Regions from separate parts of the Homo sapiens genome. Here region 2 is linked to region 1. Evidence: chromatin loops called from intact Hi-C (ENCODE). Cell type or tissue: mammary epithelial cell. All regions are shown on one strand.

What was found. Peaks named below come from ENCODE experiments on the same cell type or tissue, not always from the same donor. Only the 100,000 strongest peaks of a DNase experiment are listed, where the experiment ranks them.
Region 2: a loop joins it to region 1, with 2.4 times the contacts of the local background. A loop is called at or near these places in 4 of 110 quality-filtered maps.

The regions. Positions count from the first base shown.
Region 1 is chr9:7,438,258-7,440,757 of GRCh38, forward strand. No RefSeq gene overlaps it. Among named protein-coding and RNA genes, the nearest start is that of DMAC1, 360 kb to the right of the region's middle. In mammary epithelial cell, no CTCF peak of the experiment used is centred here; a DNase peak (open chromatin) is centred at 1,544; H3K27ac peaks cover 783 bases.
Region 2 is chr9:7,513,775-7,516,274 of GRCh38, forward strand. No RefSeq gene overlaps it. Among named protein-coding and RNA genes, the nearest start is that of DMAC1, 280 kb to the right of the region's middle. In mammary epithelial cell, no CTCF peak of the experiment used is centred here; no DNase peak of the experiment used is centred here.

The sequences.
Region 1 (2,500 bases):
TGACCCAAATTCCATTATGAATTATGGGTAAGGGGTGAGGCGAGTGATGTGAGAGGGATACAGTTGGTATTCAGGGTCAAAAGTGATCAAACACCATTTTGTTTCCAGTTGACTCTAGGCTAGCTCATTATGAATAAGGGAAAACATTACCTTGGAGTTTGTTTCTTAGGTCTCAGGAATTCTTTATTAAGAGTTAGATTTTTTTTTTAAGCCACTGTGGTACAGCACTGAAAGCGACTGTTTGCAAAAGAATGTAAATGCTATGTTACTAGATAGAGCCTGTACTCAATCCAGTCTTGGGGTGCCAGAATCTAGGACCTCAAAGGAGAAAGGGAAATTAGAAGGCTTTAAATATAGCAGATGGAAAAGAAAGCTTCCTCAAATAACATCTGGTGACAGTAGTTGCTGCTTTTCAAAAAAGACTGCATTATCCTCTGAGGGAAAAGACAATGTATTTTTCCCTTTAAAATATGGTGAATATATAGAGCCAAATATATAGTACCCAAATTAACCTTTTAATGAATTTAAAGTCCAAGTGAGCTGAAGCCCATAGATCACGTATTCTGAATACCTGGCATAGATTAACCAGTACCTCAGAAAAACTGAAGCCAGTGAGGAGTGCACCATGATTAGGAGCACAGGCTCTCAGGGCACCTGCCTAGGGTTTGCCTGTTGGTGCTACCACTTACTAGTTAGCTATATGACCTTGAGCAAATTCCTTGAGGGACTGGCTTGCCTTCTAAATGTGGTGGATGTAAGACCAGTGCATAGCCTAACTACTTAAACTTTAAGAATTCAGGTGCAATAAAGACTTGCCATTGCATTAAGTTAACTTTGTAAGTTAAGTTGTAGTTTCCTAAAGAAACTACTTGCATTTCAGTGCAAGACCATTGTGCTAAAGAACATCTCTGCTAAAGAGCTCCTAACTCCACCCAGGCATTGGGAACTCTGAAATTGAATTGACCAAAAGAAGAAATTGGGGAGAAATAATTTGGACTTCAGTTTCTTAGGACTTCTAACTCATGAGAGCAAAATAACTTAATTTGACACTTTAATTACTTGAGGTTTTAACTTTCATGGGAATTTAATTTTTAGACTCTATTCCCTAAGAGTTTGGTAATGAAAGTGTACATTAAAATTTGGGTATATTATTGTTGGCATTTTTAATATTGTTTTATCATATTCATCTTATTATTACAGTATCATGTTACTTGGGCCTGGGAAACAGGGAGTGGCAAGCATTCTGGATGCTCTTGTAAGACACAGGCACACTGCTGGATGGGAGATAAATCCTACCAAATGCAGGGGCCTGCCACAAAGATGAAGTTTTTAGGGATCAGGGATCTGGATACATGTTATGATTGACTTTCCTTTGTACTTCCCACCACTAAGAAATAGACATATACTTGTTATGAAAATTTTGGATATAGCACCAACCACATTTGGGAATATATCCAACTCATTTATCCTGTGACTCATAAGGCTACCAGTTTTGAATGCAGTATAAAGAGAGGTTTCTACAGCAGTATCAGTTTTCAGTACAAGTTCAGTACAGCTGATTGGGCCATATGACTCAGCAGATCTCAAGTTATTAGAGGTATCTGTGACAGGGTCTCTGGCAAACCCCAATAGGAGAGTCACAGAACAGACCCTTGGAGCAAAGCCATGCCATCTGCAGCAGAAAAGTATTCATTGTTTGAGATGCAGTTCCTGGCATGCTCTTCAGCTTCATGGAGGACATTAAGTGATTATACAAGTGAAGCTCATTGTGATGAGTTGGATATTATCAGACCTATTAAGAGGTAAAGTTGGGAGAACACAGTAGCAATCCATTGTATGATGAAAATAGTATACTCAGGACTTAGGCCTGAGCAGGTCCCCAGGGCACAGCTGAGTGAATAGGTTGCTGAGGCTCCCATGACACCTACCTCTTTTGTACTGATGCCTTTTCTTTAGCTCACTTGCCTATGGCTTCCAGGGGTTCACAATGACCAACTGATGGAGGAGGAAGTATCCAGGCCTGGATCACAGAAGGGTTGTAGTATGAACTGTTGCTGCACTACAGCCCCAATCAAGAGTGGCCCTAGGGCCGGGCGCGGTGGCTCACGCCTGTAATCCCAGCACTTTGGGAGGCCGAGGCGGGTGGATCATGAGGTCAGGAGATCGAGACCATCCTGGCTAACAAGGTGAAACCCCGTCTCTACTAAAAATACAAAAAATTAGCCGGGCGCGGTGGCGGGCGCCTGTAGTCCCAGCTACTCGGGAGGCTGAGGCAGGAGAATGGCGTGAACCCGGGAAGCGGAGCTTGCAGTGAGCCGAGATTGCGCCACTGCAGTCCGCAGTCCGGCCTGGGCGACAGAGCGAGACTCCGTCTCAAAAAAAAAAAAAAAAGAGTGGCCCTAGGAGACAGTGATGAGGGAAAATGCTCCCGTTGTGCAAAGTTTTGCAGAGTATACCTGACTATCAACTTGAATTGATGTAGTGAAGACATGTGTAGTCA
Region 2 (2,500 bases), 76 kb after region 1:
GGAATGAGAGTGCACTAAGTAGTGCTTTCAAAAAAAATCAGTTCATTAAGCTGAGAAGGTAGCATACTAAAGTAGAAAAATCAAAGTAGGATTAAATTTTAGATCTTCCAGTTCCAAATCTGATAATGTTGCTTTGTTGCCACATCATATTCTTAATTATGCTTCCAGTTTGCACCTCTGTGACATTATTCTTAATTGTCTTTGGCAGCCTTTAAACAGCGGACTATTCCAGGGAATCTTGCATGTGAAAACTAAGCTTCCTTGGGTCAGCACTGTTTTAATTGAAAAGGAATAATGGCAGATTCTCTGGCAAGGCAGTAAGTCTAGAGAAGGATCTCTCTTGGATGGGAGATTTTTCTCAATCCCTCAAATAATGTTCACAAGACAATCCCCATTACATTTATCCGTCCATAAGACTGGACTTGACAGTGGTGCTTATTAAATGAGGGCTTCTCCAGAGGTGACACTGCCTGAAGTTATTAGCAGCAATCACTAGAAGAGTATTACATGCATTTATTGACACCTCTTCTGCACTATTATCATTAGTTTAATATATTTTGTAGAAAAAAAGTATTACCCCATTTATATGTGTCTTTAGTGAGAATCCAGGTTTAGGGAAAAAAAAGGAAAAAAGAAAATGCATTATACTACTAAGGGATTAGAACTTTGAAAAATGTATTCCATGTAAATCTCGAGTCTTAGAAATTCTGGTTTCTTCTATTTCCCTATTTACTTACTGGGTTACCTTGGACAAGCCATACAACTATCTTGAAGTTCAGCTCTTTGTGCAAAATGGAATAATGACACTTGCTTGAACTGCAGTGTAGCATTATGATTAAGATTAGATGAAATTTTTGTAAAATACTAAACCAGTGTGATTACCATTATAGTTATTTGTGCTTAGAAAGTTATGAGCAAGAGTTAGCTTAGTAGGCTGCCAATTAAACAGGAAAATATACCAAAATATCATGGCTAGTATGTACATTTAGACCACAAAGATAGGTGAATTTTTAGTTTTGGTGATCAATAACTCAGAGTTGAAGAGACTTACTAGGAAAGCTGGGAACCCCAAAGTAACTCTTAGGGCCAGCAACTCGATTTAAATTATTTGATACAATGAAGTATATCAATGATAAGTTTATTCCAGGAACTTTCACTCAAGATATGTTTTCATACTATTAATAGATATGAGTTAAAACAGTTCTTTAAATGGTGATTGGTAATAGATAATAGTGGCACTCTAGCTGGCAAAATAGCAGTTGTGTGTAAGTATTGAAGGTCATTAAATTTTGCTCAAATAGGCTGTCAGTATCCACATATGCTATTAAAGTAATAAATAGTAGTTTACCTTTGATCACTTTATGGGCTTTTTGCTAATTGCTTTGCTGCAATAAATCATTTTATTCACACAATAATCCTATGATCGATCCTCTGTCATAACCCCATGTTTTTAAAAAAAGAGAATGGAGGCACAGAGAGGCTAAGTAACGCACTCAAGGTCACACAGGTATTAAGTTGTACAGCCAGGATTTGCTCCCAAGGCAGACCAACCATACAGCCCATACTCTTTACTACTACAGTGATACCTTTGAGTTCTGTGGATCCTTAAGCTTATACAATTGGAGAACCCTCTTTGAAAAAAAATACAAAAATTATTAACACAGAAATGCTAAGACCCTTCCCATGGTCTTGGAAACATAAGCTTCATTAGATTCGGAGTCAATCTACCTGTTTCGATGATACGTATCACTTTGACTGAGTTAAACTTTTGGAGAAATAATAATGACATCATTCGCTTTACTGAACCACATGCTTTTCTACATGTGGGTGGTTAATAATTGAGATTCCATGTCATAATTGTTAGTATCTGAGATTTCATGTTATAATGCAGAAAGCTGCTACTATCTAATTAGTGGCAGTTACTGAAATCACAGCTTGGTCCTAGAAGGAAGTAAATAACTTTAAAAGTGCGTGTTTTGCAGATCACAGAAGAATTAAGTAGAAACCTTATCGAGTGATTTGGGGATGAAAAATATGAAACCTAAAGAGGAGGCAGTATAGGGAACTGGTACAACCATGGATCTTTGACTCCCATCCATCTAGATTGTGGAATCATAGAGCTAAAGTTCTACCTCTATTTCTGTGACTTTGTGCAGGTTTTCTGACCTCTCTCCCAATTTTCTTATTTGTAAGATGGTAATGATAAATGCCCATTTTAAAAGGAAGTAAGGATGAAATGAGATAATGAATAAAGAATTCTTACCATAACAATCTGGCAGATGATAACAGATATATATATAGAAGTAGTAATAATTGTTAATATAATTTAATTTGTTATAAGATTTGATTCCTGATCAAATAGCTTTTTGAATCCTTTAAACTGTTTCTTTCCCAAAAGAAATGCAATGATGGAAATGACACAATCATGATTTCCAGAAATTCAGGCATTTCCAGGAGACAGGTGGTAAATGGGAACACAATGTCCGCTCTTGGAGTTCCT